Regions from separate parts of the Mus musculus genome. Here region 1 is linked to region 2. A link is a loop called in an ENCODE intact Hi-C map of the cell type or tissue named here. Cell type or tissue: gastrocnemius. All regions are shown on one strand. Each heading gives the region's core, and the rest is flanking DNA. Links, peaks and the distances in the headings are about the cores only. Region 1 has its middle 13 kb from the start of Gm33173. Region 2 overlaps Farp1 (FERM, RhoGEF (Arhgef) and pleckstrin domain protein 1 (chondrocyte-derived)).

Region 1 (8,629 bases), core at 410-8,409, 440 kb after region 2:
ACAACACTCACTGTTCAAACGTTGCAAGCGCATCCCCAGCAGCAGCCCACGTTCCTCCTTAAGACATTAGGGATACTACAGAAACATCAGAGGACAGTGACGTCAGAGTGGGCTTCCCTGGACCAACAGCATCTCAGCGCCAGTCTCACGATCTCGACTCCACAGCCCCTAAGTCTTGGGAGTGGGCCCGAGCCCTCTAGGATTTTAAACAAGTTCATTGTGTGATTCTAATGCATGATGAATTAGCCTTAAAATAAGATGCCTTTCTTGCCTCCTTCTTTACCCTTCTGTCTGGCTGACATCGCCAACACGTTTTGCTCTGCTCTGCTCTCCCACGGTGCCACAGTGCTCCCCACTACTCACCAAGGGGGCGAATCTGACCAAGTTTTCCTAGGCTCTGGAATTTGGAAAGGCCACCTGGATATCCGTGCTGTTGTTTCTTGTCAAGATAAACCCTAGTCTCTCAGCACTGCAAATGCCAGGAGCCAGGAACTGGTAAACCCTGGACGGAATAACAGAGTGGGCACTCCAACATCTCCAGCAGAGGTGCTCTGTGGTAGTGTATGTCTCTCTAGCTATCGCACCCTGAGGGAGGAGGCTCTCTGGAAAGGTCTGTATGTTACAACAAGCTGTGTTTTCATTGTTGGTTTGGAATAAGGGAAAGTTGGTTTATAACCTAGGCAGCCTCAAATGCCTGTCTTTCCCGAATCAGCCCACCCCGATCCCCGTCAGCTCTTGTGTGAATTGAGTTATTGGTTTGTTTAGAGGTTTCTTTCTTTCCTTTTTTTTTTTTTTTTTTTTAAAGATTTATTTATTTATTATATGTAAGTACACTGTAGCTGTCTTCAGACGCAGCAGAAGAGGGCATCAGATCTCATTACGGGTGGTTGTGAGCCACCATGTGGTTGCTGGGATTTGAACTTCGGACCTTCGGAAGAGCAGGCGGGTGCTCTTACCAACTGAGCCATCTCACCAGCCCCGGTTAGAGGTTTCAATAGGCTGGGATGGCTTACACCTTTAATCCCAGCACTTGGGAGGCAGAGGCAGGCAGATATCTGAGTTTGAGGCCAGCCTGGTCTACAGAGTGAGATCCAGAACATCCAGGGCTCCAAAGATAACTTAAAAAAAAAAAAAAAAAAAAAAAAAAAGACAACAGCCCAGCAATGCTATGCCATGTCCCTCCCCCATCGCCCCTCCCAGGACCTGTGATTGCTCTAGGTTTCCATGGATAACCCAGGGTGAGCCTACTATGTGCTGGTGAGGAGAATATCAACCTGTTCAATAGCAATGCAGGCAACCTTGGTACTCTTTGCTACAGATGTCCTCACAGGTCATGAAGACAAGGAGGTGGAACGCCTTGTCAGGCCATCCCGTCCACCTCAGCTTAGAAGTCTTTCCTTTTCGTTAGTGTTTGAGCAATAAGGCATTTCATTTTAGTCATTCCAAATCCCTCGACTCTCGAAACACACATGCAGAGTTGAAAATGTGGCTTTAAAAAAGAAAACATGGAACTTTGGTGAGCCTTCAATTAAGAGCGTCCTACGCTAACTGAAGACACAGTCGTGGGCCTTGTATGGCCTCTAGATCAATAGCTGGCAATCCCTACTTAGAGCTACCGTCCAGTACCCACCCAGGTGCTGACATTCTCCCTGTGCTCCCTCTGGACCGGTTGTTCTTAACCCTTTGGGGTGAGCGACCCTTTCATAGATATTTATATTACGATCCATAACAGTAGGAAGATTACGTTTATGAAGTAGAAACAAAAATGATTTTCTGGTTGGGGGTCACAGCCACATGAGGAGCTGTGTTAACAGGCTGCAGCCTCGGGAAGGGTGCGAACCACTTCATCTGTCGACAAAAAGTCCCCTTTCCAAACCCAGTGCTCTCGCTGTCTCAGGAAACCCCTGATGGCCATGTTTGCACACATCCTCTCTGATAGACAAATGACGACTAGGTCTCTCTTCCTGAAGCACAGGGTGAACCCTGGCAGCCGCGGCACCTGACAGGGCTTTGCGTGCATAACGGATGCAGGCAGTGTGATGTGCAGCTTGAGGGCTTTGTGCCTGATCTCAAGCTTTATCACCAAGCCACACCCCAGCTCTGTTTAAGTGTGTTTTAAACTTGTCATATATGCGATACTTATTTTTGGTCAGAATATAGGAATTCTTTAGCTGCAAGAGCCCTTGAAAATTATATGTCAACTCACTCCCCCCCCTCCCGCCCCCACATCCACCCCATAGGTTTTGCAGAAAGGAGCGAATTTTGGCTCAGATGATTAGCTGAAGATCTCAGAGAGCAGAACTGGGAAGTCGCTCGCTAGCACGGCTTGTCCTGATAGATTTTTATGGCAGAATTGGCTAGACTTTCGCTTAGCTCATCATGGGACAGTATGAATGAATCTTTTAAAAGATTTTTATTTTAAAGAAGATTTATTTTAATTAATACATATGTAAGCACACGTCCCTCGGTGTGTGCGGTATGTGTGTGGTGTATGGAGGGATGTGGGTGTTTGTAAGATGTGCATATGTGTGTGTAAGGGGTGTGTATGTAGAGGTATGCATGCATTTGTGTATGTGTATGGAGGTGTATGTGTGTGTGTATGGAGGTGTATGTGTGTGTGAGAGGAGTGTGGTGTGGGGCTGTGTGTATGGAGGTATGTGTGTGTGTGTGTGTCTGGAGGGATGTGTTTGTAGGGTATGAATATATGTGTGTAGAGGGATGTGGGTGTTTGTAGGGTGTGAATATATGTGTGTGTGTGGGGGGGTGTGTGTATGGAGGGGTGTGTGTGTAGAGGTATGCATGTATATGTAGGTATATTCGTGTGTGTGTGTGTGTGTGTGTGTATGTGTGGTATATGGAGGGGTGTGTGGGTTGTGCGTGTGAATGCAGTGCAGTGCTCATGGAGGCCAGAAGGCACTGGATCCCCTGGACCTGAGCTATATATAGGAGGATGTCAGTCATCTAAAGTGGGTGCTGGGATCTGAACTTGGGTCCTTTACAAGAGCAGCATATGCTCTGCTAAGCTGTCTCTCCAGCCTTTTATTTTTATTTTAGTGTATGTGTGAATGTCTGCATGAGGGTAATGGAGTGTGTGTGTGCACTCGTGTTCATGTACGTGCATGTATATTCGTATGCAAGTGCATGTTTGTGTGTGTGTTCCCAAGGAGGCCAGAAGATATTTATTTTATGTATGTGAGCACACTGTCACTCTCTTCAGACACATCAGAAGAGAACATCAGATCTCATTACAGATGGCTGTGAGCCATCATGTGGTTGCTGGGAATTGAACTCAGGACCTCTGGAAGAGCGGTCAGTGCTCTTAACCTCTGAGCCATCTCTCCAGCCCCCAAGGACGCATTTTTTAAAGCAGGACTATTGCTCTCAAACCTGACTGGTGAGAGTACAGGGGAGAGACTTGGGGATTTGCAGGTCTTTTATTCATTATGTCTCCCTGAGGCTTTAAGGCTTAGCTTGGCATCAGATAGAGACTTAGCTCCATCTGCTGTGCAGGCTGAGTGTCTTTCTGGCTGTCCTTAATTCCCAAAGCTGAATCACAACCATCATTTCACGTCTCGAAAATTTAAAACTGAGCCAACATCATATGCTCCCGACTAGGAGAAAGGCTAGTATCTCCTGTGGGCTACCCCTCTCTGAGTGTTTAGGACCCAGAGGGTTATAGGGTCTGGTGGTCGGGGACAGGCAGGTGGCAGGAAAAAAAGCCAAGGTTCAATCAGTACTATGGTTCCTTCTGGCTGTCATGTGGCCTTCAGAGCTAACTCTGAGCTCTTCCAAGGTAGAGAGGAAAGAATCTCCTTTGGGCAAACATAGCCCTTGGCAGTTGGTGCGGCCAGTGACACCTGGGCTAGACTCCAGTAACCACTTGCTTGTTTGAGCTAAGGGCTCCCCACGTGAGAAGGTTACCCTGATTAAGGAGGTCCTCTAGCTCTTCCCACTCCTGTCTGACAGAGGGAGGCTGGCTTCAATACTGACTGTCCTCTGTAGAGCCACTGTGGTCCCTGGGGGAGGATGAGGATCCCTGCTTTCTCCATCCCTAGGCTCACACATTTTACAGCTCAGTCCTTTCAGTTCTCAGTGGCCATATTACTCAGCATTTCTGTCGATGCAAGAAAACACCATGGTCAAAACGCAAGCTGGGGAGGAAGGGGTTTATCTGCCTCACACTTCCACATCCGTATTCTATCACTGAAGGAAGTCAGGACAGGAACTCCAATAGAATGGGACCCTGGAGACTGGAGCTGATGCAGAGGTTGCTAGTTCCACATGGGTTGCTCAGCCTGCTTGCTTATAGAACGCAGGACCACCAGCCCAGGGATGGCTCCACCCACAATGGACTGGACCATCCTCCATCAACCACTGTGGTGGTTTGAATATGCTTGATCCAAGGGAACGATACGGTTAAGAGGTGTGGCCTTATTGGAGGAGGTGTGGCCTTGTGAGAGGAAGTGTATCACTATGGAGGTGGGGCTTTACATATGCTCAAGTCTGGCCAGTGTGAAAATGTCTCCTGCTGCCTTTCAGTCAAGTTGTAGAATTCTCAGCTCCCCCAGCACCGTGTCTGCCTGCACATCACCATGGACTGAACCTCTGAAACTGTAAGCCAGCTCCAATTAACTGCTTTCTTTTATAAGAATTGCTTTGATCATGTTGTCCCTTCATAGCCATGAAACCCTAATTAAGATAACCACTGAAGAGAGCGGGTTCCTCCTCTCAGTGATTTTAGCTTGTGTCAAGTTGACATTAAACTGTCCAGCACAACTGACTCCTTGTCAACCTGACACAGACATCACTTTCCTTTCTCATTCATCCCCACGGTCTCACATTAAAAATACAAATAACTTTAAAAAAAACCTCGCAGTTTTTACAAACTCAATCACGTTAAAAATTCAAAGTGCCTCAAACTACGCGTTCCTGTAAAATAAAATAAAGTTAAATATTTTCTTACTTCGAGAGAGAAGAACCAGAGAAAAGTCACAACGAAATCAAAGCAAAAGCAAACTCCCAAAAGTGTAAATCACTGAGCATTCAATATCTGAGCTCCACTCATGGTCTTCTGGGCTCCTCCAAGGGGCGTGGGTCATTCTCTGGCTCTGAAGCACACACAGCTTGTCTTCCAGGCCTCGCTGGCTCCACTGCACAGCAGCTGCTATTCTTGGTGGTCATCCATGGTACTGCCATTTCCAAAAGGCCGGGGGGTTTCTGCTCTCATCAGTAGCTTTTCATTGACTCTCTTCACGGTGCCAAGCCTCACCTTCTCTTTCCTGGTCCCTTCAGTCCTAGGACTTCAACTGCCACCAAGGCTGCACCTTCCCCGGTGGCCTCTCCTGGCCTCTCACAGTGCCAAGCCTCAGCTGTTTTCCATGGCCCCTTCCTGACTTCAAAACTGGTACCATCTGGATGACTCTTATACTACCAAGTTCAGATGCCAGCATGAGGTACAAACTTGGCTGCCTCTGGAACACAGCTTCTGTGTGCTGACTCTCAGGAAACACTTCCCATAAGAGTTAACCTCAACCTCTTAATCACTGATAATTTCTCAGCTCCGGCTGGCCAGTATCCAGTATCCCAACAAAGCAAAGGTTTCACGTTAGTAGTTCTACTATCGTGTTAAACACAGCTGATTCTTGGGCCCCAGCTAACCAGACTCATGAAATCTCAAATCAAAATAGCAAATGGTCCCGATAGTTTTTAAACTTCCCTCTGAAACTTCACAAGACAGGCCTCATCTTTAAAAAAAAAATATTTATGAGTATACCATCTTCATGCTCCCCAGAGGAGGGCAATGGATCCCATTACAGGTGATTTCGAGCCACCTTGTGGTTGCTGGGAATTGAACTCAGGACCTCTAGAAGAAGAGTCTTAACCACTGAGCCGTATCTCCGCCCCCCTAGGCCCCATCTTCTGTTCTGCTTTTAACATTCTTATCTTCCAAGCTCCTACAGTACACTCACCAGGTACTGAGCACTCTGGCTTTTCTAGCCTCAAGTTCCAAAGTCCTTCCATAATCTTCCCCAAAATAACATGGTCAGGGTTGTCATAGCTCTACCCTACTATACCCTACCATCTTGATACCAACTTGCTTTAGTTAGGGTTTCTATTGCTGTGATGAAATATCATGACCAAAAGCAAGCTGGGGAAGGAAGGACTTATTTAGCTTAACACTTCCAGATCACTGTAGAAAATCAGGACAGGACTTAGGAGAAGGACCTGGCGGCAGGAACTGATGTAGAGGCCACGGATGGGTGCTGCTTACTGGTTTGCTCTGCATGGTTTGCCTCGTCTGTCTTGCTCAGTCTATTTTCTTATAGAACCCATGACCACCAGTCCAGAGATGGCATCACCCACTGTAGGCTAGGGCCACCCCTACCAATTACAGTGTGGAGGCATTTTCTTAATTGATGTTCCCTCCTCTCAGATGACTCTGGCGTGTGTCAAGTTGACATAAAGCTATCCAGAAGAGTGGCCATTCCAGGAGGTAAGAAGACCCTGGGGTTGGCTGTGTGGTCTCCTCTTCTCCCTGGAGAACTTTGTGCTTCAGGCTCTGAACAGAGGTAGTCTGAGCTCTGCTCTTTTGCTAACCACAGGGAACCATTTCTTCTCTTAAAGACTGAAGTATCTGCAGTGAGACCCACCCCTTTTCTTATTTTGACGTCTCACTTGTTCTGAAACAGAACAACTTCTATCATGGGGCAAAAAGGCACAAAACCAGAGACCTCTTGACATGGACACATAGCACATTGCAGTATGGTCTTTCCTGGTCTCCAGGGTGCAAACGATGCTAGGAGTCAGATCTCATGTGCAGAAGAAGTCAGCCAGCGGCTTCAAACCTTCAGTGGGAACTGCCAAGCATTCTGATCTTCCAGGAACTCATCCAGGCGTCTGGGGGAACGGCTCTGTCTTTATTTGCATATGGAATTCTGGGGGCTGACTCATTCTCTGAGCAGCTGGCCTCACTTGTGGTTTGTGCAAACCCACGCTGAGAAGTTGAGGCCAGGCTCTGGTCAAGGGCTGGGTCTAATGCAACCCTAGGGCAGCTGGGTCGCTTATATTATCTCTGGTCTTCCTGCTTTCTTCTCATTGAACTAAACAGCTAGGGGGCAGGTCCTCAGTCAGCATCCACAAAGCCACTGCATACATGGAGCATTCCAACACACTAGGAAGGCTTAGCTTTCTGTTTAGAATTCTAGCAAACAAGCTACGAACGTTTAAAAAGACAACCCCCTTCTCTCCGGCTCAGTGAAAGCAAAACCAGGCAGCAAAATCAATAAATCATTAACTTAAAGGACGGCCTTTCGAGGCTCGCTGCCTGGCTTGCTTTGCCAAGTGACAGAAGGGTCACTGACTTCACCGTGGAAAGGAAGTTGGTAATGATTTCCCCTAGCTCGCGAACTCTTGCCGCGCTTGCGCTGACGGTGTAGGACTTAAAAGCGAGGCTATATCGCCCTCTCGTGGACGCTGTGTGCATAACCTGTGATGCACAAAGCTTTGAGCTACAAATCACAAATACCGACCAATAAGATACAGAACTCAGGGAGTGTCAAACTGGATTGTTGTAATGCACACACACTGTTCAGGAACAAGTGGCACGCCTTAGGACTCGTTCGAGAAAAGCGTATCTAAGTGGCTTTGTCAAATATCAGTACTATGAATGCCCCTTTTAATCTAGCGTATTTCCCCCAAGCTTTCTTACAATGTACAGGACAAACTGCAAGTTGTGAGATGATGATTCCAAGTTAGTTAGCATATTTGTCACCTCACATACCTCCTTTTTTTTCCTTCTTCACAAGAACACTTAGTCTCTTAGCAAGTTTTGCATATGCAGTGGAGTGAAGCCTGTGAGTAAGACCAGCTTGGAGACGTTTCCTTCTGAGAGCCGGGGAATGGGGTAGCAGGACCCGAGGCCGTGTGCTGAGCTGCAGGGTTTATTGTCTGAGCTAAAGGGATTCTCTCTACCCCACCTGATCTTTACAGCTGTTCTGGGAGTCTCAATTACTTCTGTTTTGACCAAGACAATTTAATTGGGTGTCTGTTGAAGGAAAAGGCCTGGAATCGATATTGTAGCAAAGTGTACCTCAGTGGCTAATTAGTGAACTCGACCTTGGGTTAGCATTGCTGGGAGAAAGCTGCCCGCTCTGAACACCACTAGCAAGTCCCATGTGCTGTCTGCTGTTGATGATCAACACTGTCCTCGTTACCTAGAAGAATGGCACATTGTAGAGAGACTATCGGTTGTTCATTTAAAATAATCATAGTTTAATTAAACAACCTGAGAGGTGTCAATACTTTGTCCTGATTTGCACTGAAATAATCAGTGTAATAAAACTTCTGGGGATGCCTAAAACTTGGTCCAATTATAAATGCCAAGTGGGGGGACAATGAGATAGCTCAGTGGGGGGACATTAAGATAGCTGAGTGGGGGGCAGTGAGATGACTCAGTGGGGATAGTGAGATGTCTCAGTGGGGACAGTGAGATAGCTCAGTGGGGGAAACAGTGAGATAGATAACTCAGTAAGGGGGGCAGTGAGATAGCTTAGTGGGGGGGAATGAGATGTCTTGGGGGGGGGGTGGACAGTGAGATAGCCCAGTGTGCAAAAGTGTGTGTTGTGCAGGC
Region 2 (8,629 bases), core at 244-8,243:
CTCTCCAGCACTGTGAGAATTTGGTGACTGAGAGAGAGCCTGTTCCCAGCACTGTTGGGTGCCTGGTGATGGGGTCCCCTAGATGACTGATGGCAGTGTCTGGGGAGCATCGAGGCCTGTCTGCCCTTTTCACTCTGTGCCTGCCTTCACTCATCAGTGTGCTACAATGTTGCGTTTCTGCCTTCACTCATCAGTGTGCTACAATGTTGCATTTCCTCAGAAACTGTGTCCCTTCCCATCCACCCAGTACCGCCCTTGTGCCCCCACACAAAGAGAAGACACAGGTGGTGGTTTTGCCTCAGACTTGTATGTGCTGGATCATGGTGTGAGGTATTTTTATTCCCTTTTGTTAGTACTTAGAACCATCTGGTACATTGTAAGGCAAATGATTGATACATCTTACTCCTTATCCATGTGAATCTCTGACACTAGTCACGACCCCTCAATGTTGATGGGTTGTTTTCAGGTAAGAAGGCCCTTGCTGGGGTATAGGGCACAGGGAGAGGGGACTGCAGACCTGGCCAGCTTGCGTTATAGAGGATTCTATGCATGAAGGGAATGACAGCGACCCAGCTGCCCTAGAGAACAGGCAAACAGTTTTCCACTGGGAGGCTCAGGTAGTGTTTGGCAGCCAGGTCCCCCAGAGGAGTCTGTCCAGGATGTGGGCTGTCATCCTGTCTGTACCCCATGCCCAGAAGGAATGAGTATAAAAAGAGAAAGACTTGGAGACAGGTACAATAGATACTACTAGAGAATGTGCAGGTTCAAACCAAACCACGGCCTTGCAGGGAATTGGGGCCAATCACTGGGGCTGGGACTACGTACCATTACCATACGATGCTTCTCCCGAGAAGCTCACTCAATGCCCCCCATGTAACAGCACAGACGACCCCAGTCAACGACATACAGCTTCTCATGCTTGTGAAACAGACAGCAAAACATCACGGCCTAGGAGCCGCCACTGTACACGCCACGCACAGGGCGCTGACGCCCACGTATTGCACTGGGTATCTGCTTCTCCACAGAAAACAACCCCACTACATCTTGTAAATAGGAATCACAAACAGCTTGGTCAACTTCCGCCAAGAAAGTAGGTGTGGCGACCAGGGTCTCGCTGGAGCCCACCCCTTCGGTGGAATGGAGTACTCCACAAGTTGCTTATCTGAGAAAAGTTGAGTCCTACGAATGTCCTATTATAAAAGTAGAAAGATTGGAAAAAAAAATGAAATCCAAAATGATCTCATTTACTTAAGACTGCGCCATGTGTTGTGAACACTGGAAAAATCCGTTTGGGAAACAGCAGTCTGCAGGTGAACGGATGTATGGCCCTGCGCTGGCCATGCTGCAGGACGAGACTGTCGTTTGGCACTCTTGATGACAATGTGTCAGTAGTGGCACAAACTAAAGCGCCCCTGGAGAATGGCAAGACACCGCCCTCCCACCCCCTAGGCCTGGAGGGAAAGGCTGTCCAAAGAGGTTGGTATGGGGAAGACAATGTTTGGAGATAGGCCCATGAAGGGATGTGGGCAAGAACCACTGCAGATCTTCAACGTGTTCACACAGGTGTGGATTTTGCTAGGCTTCATTCTATCCTCCAGGAAAGCATCCGTGGCTGGCGCAGCCAGTGGGCGTGTCCAGCCGTCAGTACAGGTGAGATTCTTTGTGACTCAAGATGTGGGCCCGAGAGGCTGAGCTGGTGGCACTTCGGATCACTTCCATCCACCTAAAATGACGGGGGCAAAGGAACATAAGCACTGCGTGACTTTGCATTCCCATTAGTGCCAATTGTCAGTTCTAAAGACAAGTGGAAGAAAGACAAGAGCTTGTCAAAGATGCCCTGTTACTTAAGCAGAGGGTCCCTGTAATCATTTTGGAGGAGCAATGTTTGGGAACCATCAGCTCGGTTCACGTATGGCAGCAGTTCCAAAGGCATTATAAGGGTTGCATTTACACAACCATCCCGTCCCACTTGATGGGCCCATCTTGTACATTTGCAAGAAACCAGGGCAGCACTGGATCTAGAACACGCTGAGTCTGCACACTGCTAGTTGTCACAGTTGAGGGTGTTACTAGTACCAGCTCCCAGGGTTCAGGGACACGTTCAAGAATAATCTGTCCCAAGTTACCTGGTCCAACATGTCTTGAGTGTGGGTAAAGAAGACCGCCTACTCGTGGGATTCGGCGTGGCAAGGCTGCAAGCCTTGGAAAGATCTTTTCTAGATCTCTAAGGATCCTGACCACTGGTTATCAACTTTCCTATTTCTGTTGTTACTTCATAACTAATTTAGTAGTTATGAATCATACTGTAAATATCTGAATTTTCTGACAACCCCCTGTGCAGGGGTCAAGACCCACAGGTTAAGAACTGCTGATCTGGGCTGAGACTTGCCACTTTTTGGGCTCATTTGCAAGCAGTTTGGCTTAGGGTTTGCTGGCTGGTTTCATGGACATTTGCTAGGGATTGTTTCTAGTTGGCCTGTTGACCTTGAAATGCCAGTGAGGGAACAAGCCTACATCCTGACAAACAGCAAGGCCAGAAGAGAACTTGTTCCTGCTGGGTGAGGGGAGGCTGGCATGTTGAGGCCTCTGATTGTTACTACAGTCCAGTGACCTTGGTTGTTGTCTTATACTATGGGACACATTTCCCCAAAGCCCTGTTTTCCCCTTGGAATGTAAATTTCATGGACAGTTTTAAGTAAGAGTTAACACTGCCGAAAACCTGGCAGCCTATTTCCTTCCTGACTCTGAACCACTTCGACACTCAGCTTGCTTGCTTCTTCGTGTGGTTGTTAGCTAGCATCAGCCTTTGGGTCCATTATGGCCACTTGTGCCCCACCTCCCCCTGCTGCAGCTTCCTGGCAGAGGACCAAGCACGTTGGCACGTGCTAGCTAACCTTACATGGTAAGAGCTAACATCTCTACGACACCACGCTGCGGGGCTGGGAGTATGAAGCAGACCTATAGAATGCACACAGACTACTCAGGAGAGGCGAGCCCTGATGTCAGGACAGGGACCATGGTCCTGCAGGTGGGCTGTGCAGACATGGGCGGTGGCACCTACCTTTCAAATGTGTATTCGCTTTCAGCCCTGAAGTAGTACACGTGGGACTTGAAATGCAGCTTGAACACATAGTCCTTGTGGATGTTCTCAGACTCAGAGGGGATGGTGAGGGAGTAGCCCAGCAGAGGCAGGCTGGCAAGGGGGTGACTGTCCTGCAACAGGGTACAGAGGAAGTGGTCAGTGGTGTTGGGTAGGGTTGCTGTTCTAGTCAAGGTCTCCTGCTCTGGACTAGTTTGGTCGAGAAGAAGCCAATCTTGGCCAGTGTGCCGTGGTCTCCTCCTTTAAGGGCAAGTCCATTAGAACGAGTCAGGCATCTGGATAGAAGGCCGCCCCTGAGACCCCTGGTGTGTTTACCTTAAGATAGGGCATGTATGAGTTTCTTCCTCAGTCTCTGCCCCCTACATAGTGCAGTGCCTGGACACACCAAGTTCTGCCTTCCTGAGTCTGGACTCAGAAGGGACAAACTATTCTTTTTCTCATGACTTCACTGTGATGGCCGAGCATAAGTGTGCTTTAGGCTCCCTTCTCATTTTATAAAGCTCTTTCCCCTCCCAGGTGTGTGGCTGACTTCCATGCCACTCTGTCTTTTCCTTTCTCCCAGGAAGCTGTGGGATGGATAGCTTGCCCACCCTGGTATTTTCCTTTTAGATGTTATACATTGTTCTCCAGCTTCCATTTGCCCATTTGTCCCAGAGCATCTGCGTCTACTCTTAAAATTCAACACCACCAGGAGGGGACTCCCAAGACTTGGGCTGACATGTCTTTCCTGCCTTTTATTTTTTCAGTTGGCAGAGTTTTCGCCTCCTCCCTACAGGACAGCGTGGAGTCACCCTCTCCTCTTGTGCCATCCTTGAATAACTGGGTGTCGTGTGTTCATTTAGAGCGGAAGCTCTCCAGTGGACATGGCTGGTCCACTGGAACCCTACATTCCCCCACCCTCACCCCCTGCACTGGATTCTTCACCTGTCAGGTGTTGCAAGCTCTGTACTTCAGGTTAGGGCCAGCTGCCCTGTGTCAGGGGCACTTACCTGGTGTGATTTGTAGAAGAACAGGCAGAAGTTGGTGAATACCACCCACAGCTTCTGCCAGCCATTGCTGTTCTTGAACTTTCTCAGCAAGTTCCCAGAGAGCTGGTTCTGAAAGACAAGTGGGGGGGGGGGGTAGGAGAGATAGGAGGTGGTCAGAAACACAGTTCAAAGGCACGCCAGGGAGTTGGTAACAACTGGTCCATGGCATTCACTGTATCTCAAGAGACTGGTAGCCTCTGTGAGTGGGTCTGGAGTCCCTAGCAGTGAGCATGGGTTTCCCACAACAGACATTGTTCATTTTACATGGAGAGATCATCAGTTGAATGAATTCCTGTCACAAGTTAATTCCTGCCCCGACACAGGTGTGAGTCCTTACTACTATCACCCTTGAATGTGACAACATTAAGGAGCAAGGTGGTCAGTCATACTGGGGCTGGGAAAGGCCCTCGGTCCTATGTGAGTATGGTTCTAAGGAAGTGATTCAGGGCACCAACACAGAAGCAGAGGTTAGCGTGGGGCGTCCATGACCAGGGATGGCTAGCCAATGAGCTGGAAAGGACACAGAGTGTCCCTACAAGGAAGGGGGCAGGCTGGGATTCTGGTCTTTTCCCTGGAAGATCTAGGTCTATCAGCATAGACCTCCAGAGTGGCTCTATGCTGCCACCTAGTGGAGAGGTCCAGAAGCCACTCTGCCAGCCACTGCTTCAGGGCATGCTTGTTGCGTTCCTGCAGTTCCTGTAAACATGAATCCTTGCCGTGTGGAGTGAAGGCAGGGACACAGCACAGACCTCACACCTGACAGCTTCAGATTGTGAAGAGAGCTCCGTCCACCCTCTTGACAAGCTGACCTTCCACCCCGCTGCCAAGTGACATGACTGGAGGTCACGGAAAGGAGGCAGGAGGTGTACAGTAGTGAAGGCTCCTTGATGCCACCCAGCAGTTCACTGGAAACTGTTAGGTTGGCAAATTGTGTATCTATTACCTCACAGTTCAGCATCCCAGGCCGACGGGACAGCCCGCAGCACCTTCTGCTCTTGCAGAAAGCCTGAAGTGGGTTCCCAGCACCCACACTGGGGGATCATAATGGCCTAGGTATCTCAGGCTCTGGGGGGACTCAACACCCCCTTGGCTACCACATGCATATAACCCCACTCTCTGCTGAGAGAAAAGCTTTAAGATACTTCTAAGTCTGCTTTACTACATTTTGTAAGTGCTGATGTCAGGAAGGCCCTAGAGGGAGGACATGTCTACAAGTTCCATCCTTCAGCTGCTCAGAGTGATGGGAGATGGCAAAGTGAGCCGAGAAGGGATTCTACCCAAAGCGCTTCAACCACCCACCCACCCACCCGGCTGCCGCTACCTGCCTGCAGGGGGGACAGGAGATTCTGGGTAGTGGCAAGCCTTGTTGTCCATGAGTCAGACCCCTTCTGCCTGGCCCTCCTTTCAGAACTCTCCCTAAACGACATCACTGGTCTGTCATTGTGTCACGAACCCCAGCAAAGCTTGTAGTGTCTGGCTGGTCTCTTGTCACTGCGCTCTGCCCTCTTAAAGCTGAGCCCATGGGGTTCATGTGGGTGGCAGAGTCTTAAAAGTGAAGCATCTAGGAAGTGAGGCCAAGAGAACTTCTTCCAGGCAGCATCACAGGGCCAGCAGCCACACAGAGTGGAGCCGCTGCGTCTGGGAGTACTGCTTCTCCCAGGATGGTCCTCCCAGGATGGTCCTCCGCTGCTTTCAAGCACAGGTCCCCCTCTCTACTGTGACCTGCCTCACCTGGGGTGCCCTCACACACAGGCCCAGATGAAGGATGGCATGGAGCAAGGGCAGCAAGCAGGCAGCCTCTCACTGGGCAGGGCTTAGAAATGTGATCACAGGATACTAAGGCTAGACACTCACAGGAAAGGGAGTGTTGGGGAGTGCTAGGGTCTTGGCTGGGGCCCCTTGAAAATCTCTTCAGGACACAGCTGTGGTAGGAAACTATAACTGTGAAGGCCACTTGCACAACACAATTCCAAGACTCTTGGGATGTATCTTAAAGAACCTGTGTGTCTATCTCCAATCTCTTCGGGTCAAAGAACCAGCAAATTACTACTGTCCTTGGCTCAGTCTTTCACGTGATATTATGTGGCCCGGGCAAGTCAAGAATTAGAACTTTGTGCATTTTAAAGAATGAAAGGAGTCTTTTTCACAGAAGTCCCTCTCCCCATGGGGCCAGAGTTGGAGGCACTGAAGATGTAAGAAGCACAAGCTGCCATACAACTAGAGGGGACTGGGGAGACTCACACCAGCAGGTGCTGTTGGCAACGCGACAGGAGACAGCTTTGCTGTTCCTATGTTTGCCAGGCTACTTTGAAGTGGGATTTAGAAAGGTCTAGAAGCTGTGTGCGGTAATTCAGTGGAAGGCTCACCTTCAAAGCAACTTTCCAGGCATGGGCTACTGAGCCCATCTGGAGACTCCTGCCCTGGGGTCCCTTCTTGGGATATATCCTGTGAACTGTAACTATGCCCTGCTAGAAACATCTCATCTCCCTTCAGACCGGGCTACCCCCTGGGTACCTGATTCCACAACTGCCATGGTGTGTGCAGCTATTGGTTGAGTATGGGCTGCACTGCTGTACAAGGGCAGAATCTTGCCCTTGGCTAACTCCATGGAAAAAGACAATGTGGAAAGCAAAGGAAGTGAGGAGGCTCTCAGGCGGCAGGGAATCTGCACTGCATTTACAAAGGAGGGTACCACCCTGTCCCAGCTGTAGGATGGCTCCAGCTCCTTATACCCTTAGGCTGGCTGTTCTGCGCCCGCTGATCACATAATGCCCTCTCAGTGGTGGGGCACAGTGGCGAAAGGCTGGAGGTGAAAGCTAACTCAGGCCCCGTTTCCTACCTCCACAGCAATGCTGAAGTCCACCATGGAGACACTGGTGCTGCGATGCCAGCACACGTGCACCATCGTGTTGCCACGGTGAGGGGCCTGGCGCTCCAGCGATGTCCGAGAGGCACTCAGGTCATCCTCTGACTCCTGGTCAGCCGCTGTGGCTTCATCCGGGGACTCTGCAGAAGGTTATCAAGGGCAGCACTGGTGTTTCTCTTCCCTACGACCAGCCTGCAGTGCTGGCAAGGCTGTGGGGTAGGGACTCCCAGTGTGGTCCCCCAAGGGTGCCCAATGAGTAGGATTCTAATGAGACCTCCAGGGTAGAGCACCTTCCCAGAATCCTCTTCTCTGGCTGAGAATCCTTCCTGTCTGTAGATACTGGGCCTCTGGCCTGCTTCCCCTCTCTGTGAATATCAGCTAACACAGGGCAATGTTGGCTTGGAAGAGATGACACCGTGGTCCCTCTCATTCTCTCATCCTTTAACACTGATCCCTACATAGGAGGCCTCCCTGCCTCTCCCTCAGGGGACAGTCCTTGTAGCCCTGGCCTTGGACACGCCTACTCCACTTACTGTTGTCAGGGGGGCTGCTGGCAAGGAGCTCGGGGGTGGGTCCATTGCTTTTCTCTGCCAGGTCAATGGCCATCTGGATGTCCTCCATCCATTTTTCCATCTCTGACCGGGAACTGGGGACAGAGATGGCTTGTCAGACCACGGCCAGTCAAAGGCAAGCAGTCAGAGGTCAGGTTCAGGAGTTACCTGGCAGCCACGATGATAGATTGCCGCTGGCCCCGCAGGGTCAGGCAGTGGGGCACACCCCACTCCTCCTCACTCTCCTCGATCTGTGGAAGGAGAGTTTACCAAGTCACTGCTGGGCAGCAAGCCAGGCACCTGGTGCCTTTGTGGGCACTCGGGAACTGGCTACCACACCAGTAAAGGCAGAATTCAGAGCGGGACTCAGGCCCCAGAGGAGCCGTTTCCATAGTCAGGGAGGACGCTCTAAGGCAGAACTCAGAAAGGCCAAGGGATATGTTGCATTAAGTCCTTTTGACAGCTCATATACTTCCTCTCCACCTTGTGAAAAGATTGACATAAGGTCCTTGTGCAGAGGCAGGTGCCCTGTGGATACCTGATGACCAGGATGCAGTGTGGGGCCTGCCTACCAACTACCTTGGTGAGGAAAATTGGCTTTGTCCTCAATGAATAGGCAGCTAGGGCCAGCCAAGAGACAAGAGAGGCAAGCTCATACCATACAGCCCAGGTTAACTCTCCCTGCATTCTACAAAGACCACCCGGGGACCTTACATGTGCAGACAAGGTAGTGTGTCTCCAGGGTCCTCCTTGTTTGTGGACCCTGGGGATCTGCTCTTCACAGAGGGGCAATGCCCGTACTGGACACTTACCGTCATGCCATAGAGTGGGAGCTGTCCGTGGACTTTAAACTGATTAGATGCCGTCAGTCCCCGGCTGGTATACAGCAAGACATCGTTGAACTAGAGGTACAAGCAGAAGTGTGTGGGCCGAATGGGTCCTTCTTACCTCCCAGGTCCTCCCACGGGAGTAGACGAGGGCTAGCCTCAGGATTTTCCACATGGTTCTGGGACTGTCAAGGACAAACCGGCTTGCCCCACTCACCAGGAAGAACATGCGCTGCTGAAGCCCCTTCCCGGAGAGC

The links. Peaks named below come from ENCODE experiments on the same cell type or tissue, not always from the same donor. Only the 100,000 strongest peaks of a DNase experiment are listed, where the experiment ranks them.
Region 1: a loop joins it to region 2, with 2.4 times the contacts of the local background. A loop is called at or near these places in 4 of 42 quality-filtered maps.

Annotation. Positions count from the first base shown.
Region 1 is chr14:120,830,815-120,839,443 of GRCm38, reverse strand. No RefSeq gene overlaps it. Among named protein-coding and RNA genes, the nearest start is that of Gm33173, 13 kb to the left of the region's middle. In gastrocnemius, for the core only: a CTCF peak has its summit at 3,509 (motif pointing left); DNase peaks (open chromatin) are centred at 3,775, 5,202, 6,935, 7,439 and 1 more place; H3K4me3 peaks cover 733 bases; H3K27ac peaks cover 1,416 bases.
Region 2 is chr14:121,275,404-121,284,032 of GRCm38, reverse strand. Farp1 (FERM, RhoGEF (Arhgef) and pleckstrin domain protein 1 (chondrocyte-derived)) reads right to left here. Exons shown (of 27, transcript NM_134082.3): 20 at 8,590-8,629; 21 at 8,358-8,447; 22 at 7,714-7,796; 23 at 7,528-7,640; 24 at 6,968-7,134; 25 at 4,090-4,197; 26 at 3,062-3,213; 27 at 307-1,723. The coding sequence ends at 1,642. Among named protein-coding and RNA genes, the nearest start is that of B930095G15Rik, 31 kb to the right of the region's middle. In gastrocnemius, for the core only: a CTCF peak has its summit at 4,755 (motif pointing left); DNase peaks (open chromatin) are centred at 4,747, 6,377, 7,564, 7,817 and 1 more place; H3K27ac peaks cover 338 bases.